Linked DNA regions of Mus musculus: regions 1 and 3 are each linked to region 2. A link is a contact called in ENCODE Hi-C or POLR2A ChIA-PET data. All regions are on one chromosome and are shown on one strand. The core of a region is the stretch at or near the end of the contact, and the rest is flanking DNA. Distances in the headings are between cores, read along the strand shown. Region 1 overlaps Mthfd1l (methylenetetrahydrofolate dehydrogenase (NADP+ dependent) 1-like). Region 2 holds the start of Akap12 (A kinase (PRKA) anchor protein (gravin) 12). Region 3 overlaps Mthfd1l (methylenetetrahydrofolate dehydrogenase (NADP+ dependent) 1-like).

Evidence for each region. Hi-C counts contacts between places; a loop is a spot of excess contacts on that map. ChIA-PET counts read pairs that join two places held with the same protein, here RNA polymerase II (POLR2A).
Region 1: POLR2A ChIA-PET joins it to region 2 with 20 read pairs in Patski. The contact joins the enhancer-like site here to the promoter of Akap12 in region 2. A Hi-C loop is called at or near these places in 1 of 37 maps with a recorded cell type or tissue (v-Abl transformed pro-B cells). POLR2A ChIA-PET finds 5 or more read pairs at or near these places in 2 of 5 experiments (Patski and embryonic stem cell).
Region 3: POLR2A ChIA-PET joins it to region 2 with 41 read pairs in Patski. The contact joins the enhancer-like site here to the promoter of Akap12 in region 2. A Hi-C loop is called at or near these places in 2 of 37 maps with a recorded cell type or tissue (both v-Abl transformed pro-B cells). POLR2A ChIA-PET finds 5 or more read pairs at or near these places in 1 of 5 experiments (Patski).

What each region holds. Positions count from the first base shown.
Region 1 is chr10:4,125,966-4,130,375 of GRCm38, reverse strand. The region is part of intron 26 of Mthfd1l (methylenetetrahydrofolate dehydrogenase (NADP+ dependent) 1-like); the gene reads right to left. Among named protein-coding and RNA genes, the nearest start is that of Gm25515, 24 kb to the right of the region's middle. Within about 2 kb of position 1,890, at least 2 of the 3 ENCODE cell types and tissues checked have a DNase peak (open chromatin) inside an H3K27ac peak, as active enhancers do.
Region 2 is chr10:4,263,483-4,267,677 of GRCm38, reverse strand. It overlaps Akap12 (A kinase (PRKA) anchor protein (gravin) 12), which reads right to left and starts at 1,349. Exons shown (of 4, transcript NM_031185.3): 1 at 1,010-1,349. The coding sequence starts at 1,159.
Region 3 is chr10:4,106,195-4,110,486 of GRCm38, reverse strand. It overlaps Mthfd1l (methylenetetrahydrofolate dehydrogenase (NADP+ dependent) 1-like), which reads right to left. Exons shown (of 28, transcript NM_172308.4): 26 at 3,958-4,110. Among named protein-coding and RNA genes, the nearest start is that of Gm25515, 4.0 kb to the right of the region's middle. Within about 2 kb of position 2,608, at least 2 of the 3 ENCODE cell types and tissues checked have a DNase peak (open chromatin) inside an H3K27ac peak, as active enhancers do.

The sequences.
Region 1 (4,410 bases), core at 641-3,140, 140 kb after region 2:
GCAGGGTGAGGGGGTCCCTGGAGAAGACACTTGGACAGGAAAATGATTTTGGACAAGTTGGTGCATAGGACGAAGGATAGAGGATGCTGAAGAAGGCAACGCTGGGCCCGCTGAGGGGAGGAGTACTTGGGGCAATGGGGTTGGGCGTCTCACAGGAAGGCGCTTCCAAAGATAAAGCGGCAAAGGCAGAGCAGAGGAAAACACCATCGTGGCAGACTTGGTTGAAGGAGGGTGGGGGAGGAGAAAGTGGAGCGAGGGAGAATCTATTGAATAGATTCTGGGTTCAGATTTGCCATGAACCACCAGCACACACAGGTCCTCCAGCCTATTGAGCCAGCAGAGAGGGAAAGAGGGAAGGGGCTGGGGAGAGAAAGCTAGTGGGAGAAGACAGAAAAGGAAAGAAAAGATGGAAGGAGAAAGAGAGGAGAGAGAAGAAGAGAGATGAGGCGGGAAGGAAGGAGAGAGAGGCCTCTCTAAAATTATGCGGGTTTTTTTTTGTTTTGTTTTTGTTTTTAAATATAACTAGATTTGGGCCATATGACTGTAGCTGCTTTAGAATAAAGCCAGCTAAAAATCCACAAGGTCGAGGTGGCTGAACTTGTATGAAGTAAACAGTGCATTCTATCCCTTTGCCCTGGGACCCGCTTTCCCCAGCCTCCCAGTCTGAATTCCTTGTCTTTCACCAAGACCGCCCCAAATTATGATTGATGTCAAAGCTGCAATAAAATGATACCATAGTTTCAGTTCTTTCCAAAAATTTAATGAAATCAGGAAAACTGGCGCAGGTCCACAGAGTCAGAATCAAAGCTGGAGACCGTGATCATTGCTTCAAAGACACGTAGATGAGTTCAAAGGAAACGCAGCTGCAGACAAGTATTGGTCCTGTCTTTATGGAGACCGATGACCCCTCCAGTGAATGGACCCTTGTTGACAATGCCAAGTGCGGGCAAAATGGTAATATTCTTGCCAACTTGTGAGAGTTTAAATTTCCTACCTTTTCTATACCGTCATGTTAAGCTGTCGTGGGATATGGGGTCAAATTAAAATGTTTACTCCACTTAATATCAAAAAGCTTAAGCAATTTCTACTAAGTTAGCTTTTGAGAAATGATTGGGCGATCTGCTCTGAACACTTAAGAGACTCTTCTGGGATTAGTGGGTGGAGACACAAAAAAGCCAAAAGAGTCCAGAAAAAGAGAGGGGAAGGGTTAGGGTGTGGGAGAGAGGAGGAAGGGGGGGAGGTCAGGGAGTGAGTAGGGAAGCATATGGTTGTTGTAATGAAACCGGCAGTTCAAGAGGGCGCTGACCCAAAGCTGCAACTCAGAGCCCTGAGGAAATGCCTCAGGATTCCAAAGATCTGCTAGCATTAGGAACCAGTTCCAAGAACAAAAAAAAAAGTGAAAAACAACACTGGAAGATCCTGAGGTGTTTCTACCTCCATCACCGATATGATCTTGGCTCAGGTTCCCTTAGCTGGGTCACCAGACAAAAGGCATCCTCCTCCTCAAACCACAATGGAGCTTTCTACTCCAGTGTGGTCCTGCAAGCGTGCCCGTTACTGTGCATAGAAGGACCACAATAAGCTTTCTTAACCAAACACGGGGGCTGCCATCGGATCTGTACTGTAGCTGTCATTTAGGTTATGCAGAAGTTTCCTCTGTGGCCAACGGCCCCAGTCAGGGCTGAGTTGTCTGGTTAATGTTGCGCGTCCCTTTCATGGTGTCATGCTCTAGAACAAGCTTACTAGGCACATGTGACTCTCAAGTCTTCCCACGTTTATAATGCCCCCGCAGTCCTCAGGCACACAAAAAGACAGCAAAACATGGGGTACGACGGAGTACATTGGCTGGTATCTCCACAGCTCTGGCAAGCAGGAAGGAGTGAATGGTGAATCCTAGATGGCAGGTTGCCATCCGGTTCCAGTGTGGGGTAAAGAATTAACCACACAGCAATGCCCTGCCACTGGATGGCTTGCAGACCATGAATCAATAAATAAATGAAAATACACATTTATATGTCACTATCTGCAATGCAAGCTTCTATGCCATCTATCCATCTACTAGTCTATCTATCCATCCACCCACCCACCCATCTGTCTGTCCTCTGTCCGTCCGTCCATCCATCCATCCATCCATCCATCCTACAGTGCTAAAGATTGAATTCAGGGCCTTGAATTACCCAGCAGGCATTGTACCACTTATTTTTTTTTATTGTTTTTTTTTCCTTTGAGATGAAATCTCAGGTATCCCAAGCCAGCCTCAATCTCACTATATGCCTCAGCAACCAGGTGCCCCTCCACTCCCATACCATGCACACACACACTCAATAAATAAATACATGTAAAATTACAAATTTAAGGCCTTTCCTTTGCCAGCACATTTCTGGGTACCACAGCTGATTCTTGTACGTGGGGGTGACCTGGAATACCTGATCCTCCAGCCCCTGCCTCCTGGGCACCCGGATCACACCGCTTGACACCACACCTCATTATTTCTTTCTGATGTTTTCAGACTTAAAATGTGGCATCTACTACCTATAAAAATGATAAAAAGTTGCTGAGTGTGGTGGTGCATGCCTTTAGTCTCACCTCTCGGTAGAGAGAGAGGCAGGCAGATCTCTCTGTTGAGTTTGAAGCCAGTATAGTCTACATAGAAAGTTAAAAAATAGTCAAAGCTAAAACAAAACAAAGCAAACAAACAAAAACAAGGGGGGAGGGAGGGAGAGGAGGGAAAAGGGGGAGTGGAAAGTATAAATGTTTAAATGTGGTTGGTTCTAGTGATGCCATCACTGTTAAGTTGTCCATGTTCCAATAAATAACTCCCTAATAACGTTCACACAAGCAACCCGAATTAAGCTGAGTAAAACTCATGTACCAGCGCACGCTCGGGCACACCCTTCCTACACGCGCATGCACGCACACCCACACACTAAAACAAACAGAAAGCAGGCAGGAAGACAGCAGGGGGATCTGAGGGGATCTGAAGGCAATAAGGGGCTTGGTGGAGATGGCCGATGGATGAGAGACAGTGCTGGGGAGTGAGCGCGAACAAAGGACATTGCATACATGTATAAAGTTGTCAGCTACACAGACTTAAACATGGCGGAATGGCATATGGTCTTTTTAACTGGCCAAACTAGTAGAATTTGCTTTCCTAGTTTTAACACTAAAATGGAGTGCACTGATCTACCCACACTGTTTGTATGTGCTGAGCAAGAAACAATATGGGCAACAGTAGGAAGTTTGTGTATGTACAAGAATCAGCTCAAGTCTGAGAGAGCTCCCTGTCTTAGGGAGGCTTTCTATTGATGTCTGCAACTTGTGTTTGAAGAAGAAAATGAAGTCTCACAGAGAAGACTCCATGCAACACAAAACACACCATGAGAAGGAGCTGCAGCTATATACTAAGTTATGCATTGAATGACTTTTTATCTCCTGCATCCCAACCGCCCTGCCCCCAACAGAGCACACAGTAGCCTTTGCCAGTGGGAAGTCTCTGATGAGTGACAGTCACTGCTGTGCTTCCTGATGTCCTGAGTTTGGAGGCCATTCTCTCCGGCACAGGTGGATCCCTGCTGCTGGGTCACAGCAATGATGCTAGGCTGGCCTGACAAACAGGGCCGCTGAGTACTGGTCTGTTTGCAATGGTAGAGGAGAGGTCCTTCTCCCAGAGTCTTATCTTAGGTGGGCCTCTGTGACAGGCACAGGGGGCGGAGTGGGCAGAGCCACCTCAAGGAAAGGAGGACAGAAGCCATCAGTCTGCCTACAGCAGTGGCTGAGACCCGATCAACTGCAGAACTTCTCCTTTATGTGGGCCAATTTGTTCTTCCTCTTTGTCCAAGTCTGAGCCGAGTTTCTGTTATTTGAAACCACAGGAGAGTTCTGACAAACAGGTCTAGTTTAAGCTCTCACCCGGCCTTGCAGCTTGGAGAAGAGGCGGTATTGGAGCAGGCCAGCAAGGAGTCAGGAGTAAGGTGGGGCAGCCTGGGGCTGGAGGGCAGGGCTGGGCCTGGGTTCTACAAGACCTTTCCTTCAGAAAAGACAGCCCAGGAAACAACACTACCTGCTCCCCTGAAAATGATAGCACAAAGCCAGAAAGTGAGCAGACATTTGCTGCCTTGGTAAGGAATAGGCAATCACTTATATTAATATTAAAAGTTTTTTTTTCTCCCCGGGACGGGGGGGGGGGGGGGGGGGGGGGGGACACGGGACGGGGACGGGGACGCGGGATAATAGTGAATCTTAAACCAATCTTTGCTAAATTGGAAAAAGAAAGGTTTCCATCTCAAAGTTGGATATTTCTCAGGAATTTAAAAGATGTCATAGAGGGAACATTTCAAATTTATCACATACGATGTGACTTTCTTTGGAAGCCAGCTTTGTTAGAGAAGACAGAGTTTCAGGACACAACTC
Region 2 (4,195 bases), core at 100-2,599:
GGCTATGAAATCATTTGAGAGGCTGAGGCAGGAGGACTGCCACTAGTTGGGCTAGCTAGTGAGTTCCAAACCAGCCCTGGGCTACAGAGTGAGACCCAGTCTTAAAACAAGTAAGCAAATTAATTAATTAACAACCCTAAACAATAACAAAACAAAAGGAACAGAAGTAAAATACAATAATGAGAGCAAGACACAAAGGTAAAGGCTGTGATGGGCAGGGCAGGGTCAAATATTCCAGTCTCAAACTAAGCATCCCTATAAAATGCAGTATATCTAGAGCTTTACAGTGGACTCGACAGAAAGAGTGCAAGGAACGCTTACTTAAGCCTTTTCCTACATCCGTGCAGAACTTCTAACTCCAATGTTTGTTTATCCAACTGAGTCCACAGGCAGTAAACTGTGAGAAAGGGAGACAGGACTCCAGGAGCTTTGCCTATCCCTCCATTCGTGCTTCTGCTCCGGTTCTCTCTGTCTGGAAGAGAGCTACATGCATGGCTCTCTGCATTAGCTAGGCGGTGTCCCAGGCGCTGCCGCAGGACTCTGGGTACCAGACCTGGTGGCCCGGGTGGAAGCTGGTATCAAGGCCAACACTGGGCGGGGAACCTAGAACCTAGGTTTGCCCTGCTTCAAAGCAGGTCCCGACTTCCCCACTCTGGGACCTGGGATCTAGGGGTGTGTAAAGTGGCTTAAGAAGCCTGGCCGTGGTCAATTCTTACGGATGCCCCACCGGCCATCCCCCAGGCTGCCAGCCCACCGGAAGAGAGAAGAAAGACTAGAGAACGGCGGTCAGGGCAGATATGATGGTTGCAGAAGGGCTGGCTAGGTCGCCGCCCTTAGAGACCCTCCACAAAGATGCCAGCCCCGCCCCGGTGCAAAAGACCCCAGAGACTGCACAGGGCTGCGCTCGAGTTTGCAGATGGGCTGTACCGGCGGGAAGTTGTGGCAGGCGGAAACCGCCGGGACGCCCCATCTCCATCCCGCCCCACCCGGGCAGGTGGCTGCAGCTTACCTTGGTGGCGGGGTCCGCGTCAGCGGGATCTCCAGCTGCTCCCGACGCTTCCGCTGCGGGCCCATGGCCACTGAGCTCCAGCTCGCTCGGCGTGTCGCTCTCCGCCGGCTGCTCGGGGCTCCGCTGCTCGGTGGAACTGCCTGCACCCATGGCTCAGTGGCTTTCCTACTCTCGCCGGCTAGCCGTCTTCCTGGGACCGCGGAGAAGCAGAGGGGCGAGGAGATGTGCGCCCAGGACCACAGGGACTAAGGGGTGAGGAGCACCCGCTCTCCACGATCCTGCTGAGAACACACCCGGACTGAGAATGAAGGGGACGCGCTCGTGGCAAACTCCTTAAAAGAAAAAAAAAAAAAAAAAGCCACCTCGTAGCCTCCTCCCCCCTCCTTGTTTTTCCCTCCCTTCATCACATGAGCACAGCCCAGACACGCCTTGCAGCATCTCCCCCTAGGCTGCTAGGACCAGAGGCTCCGACACCAGGCCCCCAGCAGCCCACCCCGCCCCCAGGGCTTCTCGGGTCATTAAAGGGGGACGAGGGGTTTGGGGTCTGTCCCAGGGCTGCAGAAGGTTCAGGAGCAGCAAAGAAGGGGGCGGGGGCAAAAGCTTTGTTTTTTTAATGTAATGATTGATAACCCAAGGTTGGATCTTCTGCAGACTAAGGATTTACATTTGACCAGGCGGGAACCCAAATCCCCATTTGCTTTTCTTCAGGTTGGGTTTGACTTTAAGCATTTGTTTCTAGCTTTCTCTCCTTCAGCCGGAGAAAGGAAGCCCTCCTGGGCTGCTCCTGAGCCTGGCCATATTAGGGCGGCTCACGTGGCAGGAGCTGGGAAACCCAGAGGTTGATGCAGTCAGGCCACCGCTGAGGTGGGCCCAGCGTCCCCATGATCCCAGCCAGTGATGTCAGCTGATGCCATCAACAGAACTCGCCGCCCTCTTTCCCCGGGGAACGCGCGGGGAAATGAAGCTGTTACTGGAAATGTGCCTGTCCTTTGAGCGTCTGATGCTGAAGGTTACACATCCAGGCCATTCGTCTCTCTCCCGACGCTTAAACACCACATTGGCTTAGGTCTGCTTAGTCGCCATCGGCATTATCAAAACACGAAGATTTCTCTCGTACTAGCAAAGAAAGGGCCTGTCTGTTTTCTTCCTCCACTTGATTAAATACTCATTGTATTAACATGGCAGCCAATAAGTCTTAAATTGAAATTTTGTTAGATTACCCGTCACTAAGCATTAAAATGCTAGGGGGAAAAGATGAAATGATGTCAGGTGAGCCCGGTGCCATGATTCGTGTCTGAAATCCTGATGCTTCAGTGGCTGAAGTTGGAGGGTTAGCTTGAGCCTGAGGCCTGCATGGGGTAGGTAGTGAGTGAGTTTCAGCCAAGTCTGAGAGCCACAAAGCGAGGCTCTGTGGATGAGTGAAGGAATTAGTGATTTAAAATCAGTAAGAGCATTGAATCTAGATGCCAGATAAATATCTTGTCCCTAGATTTGATACAGGTTACTTGAGTATCAATGAAAACATTAATTTAGCTAATAACACTTGGTCCTTATTCATGGTCATTTAAGTGTTTATTGGGAACAACTCGGTTTTTCAGGATAAAATTTGGTTTCTCCACTTATTTCGGAAGGCCAGTTTCTTTGGGGTTCATTCATTTAGAAACAGACTTTCAAGTTGCTTTTAGTTATTTGTAAGTGTGTCACCTATCTCAATTTGTCTTGTTTGTTGAGAAAGAATTTCTCACAATCTAGTTCAGGCTAGCCATAAGTGTTGTAGCCAAGTCTCTGGAGGGAAGACAGTATAGACTTGTGAGACTGAGACCACACCCTACTTCAATTTAATTTTTGAATATTTAGAGAACATTAGCATCTCCCCTCCCCCACCCCTTACAGTGCTGAGGGGTGGGGGATGGAACCCAAGGCCTTGTGCACTCTGAGACAAACACTCTAGCTTTGAACCATGTCTCTGGCCCAAACTTGAAAGTTCTCATTTTGTATCAGGTACTATTCAAAAAACAAAACAAAGAACAAAAAAACATTGCGTATATCATCGTATGTAATCCTTATAACAACCCAATGGCATACAGATTACCAATAGAGAAAGGGAAGGGGATTAACCAAAGAAGGCAAATTTTTGTGTATCCAAGGATTCATAGTCGGTAGATGGATATGAGGGAGGGATCCAGTGAGCATGTGACTTTAAGGTCCACCCTAGTCCTTCCTCAGGATGGTAGGAACTTAAAAACGCTGCTGAAACAGCCTGGGTGTGGCTTTGATGCAGAGCCTAGGATTAAGGGCATTGAGTTCTATCCCCACAGCAAAAGCAGGGGAGAACAATAAAGTCAGCACATTTGAAAATAGAGGAGGAGGCACTGTTTGTCCCACCGATTTGATACAAATAGTATCAACGTTCCCCCATTTTGTGAGATTGTATTATTCAAGTTCCTGGGAAATTCTTCACAAAGCTTTTCACATCCACTAGCCTTGAAATGTTCAGAAAGATTGCAAGGTCAAAGATTTCCAGCTAGCAGTATCCAGTCTAGGGCTGAGGAAGGCCTTGCCTGGGCCTGCTTGGAGCACAAGCTGTTTCCCTTATGCTTATTGTCCAGGCTATAAAAATGTGTGTTTTCTTACTTTTGAAAATTAAAATCGAGGGGATGAAGAATTGGGCCAGTCAGGTGGTGCAGGAGTCCACAGGACATGAATTCAGATCCCCAGATCATGACATCTAGTGAGGTGGGCTTGTGACCCGCAGTCCCAGCAAGGAGAATGGAGAAACTGGGGGATCCTTGAAGCACCTTGGCCAGCCTGGACAAATCAGTGAGAGACCATGTTTAAAACAAAAACAGCCAGGTGTGGTGGCACATGTCTTTAATCCCAGCACTCGGGAGGCAGAGACAGGCAGATTTCTGAGTTCCAGGCCAGCCTGGTCTACAAAGTGAGTTCCAGGATAGCCAGGGCTATACAGAGAAACCCTGTCTCGAAAAACCAAAAAAAAAAAAAAAAAAAAAAAAAAAAAAAAAAAAAAAAAAAAAGAAAAGAAAAGAAAAGAAAAGAAAAAGAACCAATCATCCAAAACACCTGGAGAACAAATGAGAAAGGCACCTGCATAGACCTCTGGCCCTACATGGCCGCACATGGCCCCATGTGCATGTGCACTCACACACACACACACACACACACACA
Region 3 (4,292 bases), core at 1,359-3,858, 160 kb after region 2:
CGCCTTTAAACCCAGCACTCAGGAGGTAGAGGCAGGCAGATTTCTGGGTTCGAGGCCAGCCTGGCCTACAAAGTGAGTTCCAGGACAGCCAAGGCTATACAGACAAACCCTGTCTCAAAAACAAAAACAAAAACCAAAAACCCAGCCCTGTATGTCATAAACCTGACTTAACAAAAAAAAAAAAAAAAAAAGAATTCAGTCTAGGCATAGTAACTCATACAACGGCAGCATTTAGAAGGCAGAGGAACTGTGAGCTCAAGACTAGCCTGGGATGTATAGGGAGACCCACCAACCAGCCACCAAGAAAGCCACCTAGAAAGAACTCCCACTGTAAATTCCTTCAGAGTCCTTTGTTCGAAGCCTCGATGTGATATCAAAGAAAAACAGTCACAGAAAAAGCCAACTTCAAATGGACATCTGTTAAGAATTCAAGCTTGGTTGGATACCTCTCCATGCTGTTTTGGAAATGTGTAACTGCTTAGGAAAGCTCTTTGAGAAGAAAGAAGTCCTTTGCCCCCGTCTCCACCCCAACACCGAGTGTAAGAAGAGCACGGGACTAATTAACAGGGAGAAATCTCTGGGTTTTCTCCCTTTTGCAAAAACAGGGAACACATTCAGACACACCACCTTCAGAGAACATGTCTCTTAGGGCCACTTCAGCTCCTTCCCCTTGCTTGAACGCAGCGCGCCGCTTGCAGAACATGACCAGCAGCCCAAACAGGCAAGACGGAGACATGGGGTCAGATCCCACACGCTGGGGAACTCTGATTCTCCTGAAAGTGTTTGGCCCAAGTTAAATATTGTTCTAAGTGCTTATGGTTTATCATTTCCCCATTTATCATATTTTTTATGTTATAAAAGTGATATACGCTACTTCACACTAAGGGTTTGGTGTGGTCTTTCTGGTCCTTTCTCTAAGGAATTTATGTTCCAACATTACTTCACATATATGGCTTACAGAGTAAATAATATTTCATGCCAAGTGATTAAAGAGGCTTTGTAAATAATTAAAGGCTGAACCAATGTGATAGGACAGAGAACACCTGATATATATATCACGAATCTCTTTCATCATGAGATTATTTTTTGAAAAGTTACACAGGCTCTTGGGTTTATTGGCTATTATAAATCACCAGCTCCAAGGAATAGAGTAGTTTATAAAATTTGAGGTTGGGAAAATTATAAGAAAGTATTTGCTCCTTCTGCCCCTGCTCAAAAAAAAAAAAATGCATTTGGCAAATGATTTCTTAGGAAAAGAGGCACTGAGGTGTGCACTATACCAGTTGACAATCTTTTATTATTTCGTAATTTTCAATAATATGTTGGGGAGAATATGTATATGTAATGTCATCCTAAAGAAGCAGGGGCACCCAGGAATACGTTCCTTAAATTCTTTTACAATAATTAATTTTGTGTATGGGTGTGTGCATGCATGTGTGGCATTCTGTGGACAATTTTTAGGAGCAGGGTCTTTCTTCCTACCATATGGGTCCTTGGGATTAAACTTGGGATGTTGTTAGACTTGGTAGCAAGCATCTCTATCCACTGAGCCATCTTGCCAGCCCAGGAATGCATTTTTACATAGGGACAAAGAAAGTGACTGTAGAAAAAATACTTGGCTACCCTCACACATCCAGAAAGTCTTCGGGATGGTGAGCCGAGGGGTTTCTATAAAAAAATCAATCGTGGGGAGGTGAAATGGGCCAGAGAAGCCTCCACACTAGCCATTAGAAAGTGTTAATCAGCACCAATTAAAGCAATTACCAAACAGAATGCGATGTGACAGCTCAGCCCCAAAAACACAGGCGACAGCTAGGCAAGGAAGGAAGTTCAGGTAGGTGTCCAGCCGCTAATACCCAGAAGGACAAAGAGGTGACGCCTTTCCAGCATTCCCCATGTGATTTCCCAACACCAGTCAAGCTGACCCCAGTTACCACTCGCGGGTGGACTGGCTTATGCTGGAATTCTTTGTTTTCAAGACTTAAGCAGCAGCAGAGGTACAGAAGGGCTATCTGCCTGCCTTCAGGACACACCAAGAGGGGACCTGCCCCTGTGTTCTAAAGCTCACAGTGTTCTGTCCATGTTGGACATTTATTTACCAGAGTCTCTGTACCAGAAACCCACACGGGAGGTAAGGGACCGCGTTCTTCCCCATGCATGCTGGAGGTACCATTAATGACTTGCTGAATAAGAGAATGAATGAATGAATGAATGAATTCTATTGAAGAATGGAGAACAGTTCTGATTGTGGACGTCAGGGAGTGGGGATTGGAGGTTAGCCTTGTATCTCAGTATCTCCGATGCCTGATAGCAATTGAATGTGGAATGACTAAGCATAACATTGCTTCATCCAGCTAGAATTTTCCCACCTGCAGGGGTCAGTTCCCTGAGTGTCATCCCGCCCCCCACCCCCCATTCCTTCTCCTTAGTCATCCCACCAGGAAGTTACCACAATGTCTCTCAGAGGAGTGATGAATGCTTGATGCATTCCAGCAAGTCTGTGGGAGGGCCCAGAGTGCGGACAAAGAAAGTAAATTCCACCCTTATTAGGAGATCCTGGCCTCCTGGGGGAATTTGCCCAGCTTGCATATGGCTTCCTGTACTGTCACAGAGTGCCTCCAAGTGACAGTGTCCTGCCTTCCTGGACCCCCTTTACTTAGGCCTCACTTCCTTCCTGATTCCTCAGGCCTGATTTCGGGCAGGCAGGGACACTCCCTCTGTCCCTGAGAGCAGCCACCAGGGGAACTTCTGCGTTGAGATAACGTCACTGATGGCTCACTCCAGGAAACCTGTGAGTAGCTGCTGCTGCTCCAGGACTGTTCCATGCATTCATTTATTACAGGTCATAAGTCAGAGAGCCAGGCCCAGGAACAGGCTGGGGGAAAGAGTCCACGCTGATTTTACAGGACAGCTTTGGTCTTAGCCTGGCCATGGAGGTGGGGGTGGGGTGGGGTGGGAGATTCACCACAGGACCATCTTCCTGGCTTCATCTATGTTTCTAAGAGACTTATTTCCTATGTCCCGACAACCTTTCAAATGAGCTAACACTAGACTCAATTCTGTCTACCAATCAGCTTCTTCCCTATGTTCAGGGTCACAAGGTCTCTCTCTCTCTCTCTCTCTCTCTCTCTCTCTCACCCCCCCTCTGTCTCTCTCTGTCTCTCTCTCACTCACACACACACACACACACACACACACACACACACATAAGACAAGGTCTCACTATATAGAGCACGGACTCAGTATGTAGATTAGACTGACTAGTCTCGGACACACAGGGGTCTGTCTGCCTCTGTCTCCTCAATACTGTGATTAAAGGTATACACCACTGGCTTTTTCTAATACTTTACTTAATAATAGTGTGACTCCTGAAAGCCACTACACTAAAATGTTTCCTTTTATGTTTAAATGTGAAATGTCCCCACTTGACAATTTTATATTATTTCATACTTTTCAATAACATGTTGGGAATAAGATGTATGTGTAATGTCATCCCAAAGGGACACACAAGATGTGTTGAAGAAGGAAACAGAGGGTGGGCCACTGATTCCCCCTCACCCCTGGGGTAGCTGTTAGGGTCCTGGCTACTGTGAGCAGCCAGCCCCAACTTGCCCATAGAAATACAATATCGTAACTCTGAGTTGCAGCAGAAGTCGGTCACTGGGCCACACTGCTGCTGAGTCAGCAGACAGATCTTGAGACCACTCACTCTCTTCTCTCTCCCAGAAGGAAATTCACTTTATGCCTCTGTGGCTCCTGAACACATGATCTGAAAATAGAAGGGCCTGGCCCGAGATGGCAGAGGTGTATTTTCACCCTGTTATTGGTGGAAGAGTGCTTAGAAAACCAGCAAAAATTGTCAATTCCATCCTGCTGTGTGATTCGTAGAGTTGGCAGAGCATGATTAAGACGTGACAGCAACACAAACTAGGAATAGCTTTGAGGTCTGGTACTCACCGTTCCCACCAAAGGATAAATGAACCCAGCCCCGATGCTGGCCCGGACATCACTGATGGGCAGAGTGAAATCCCTCGGCACTCCCTTTTTGTCAGGTTCATGAGAGAGAGAGAGGTGGGTCTTCGCCATGCAAATGGGCAAATTTCCAAAACCCTGCAGGAATGAAAAGGAATTACTTTCTTTGCCATGAGTGCTGGCTTCGTGCACTGGATCTTTGTTTACACGAGCTCTGCAGCAATTGTGTCTGGGCACAGACTCCAGCAGGTGAGGCTAGTGGGCGTGGCTGTTTGTTCAGCTAGAAGCTGAGGGAGGACAAGACCTCTGCTCTTAAGGCC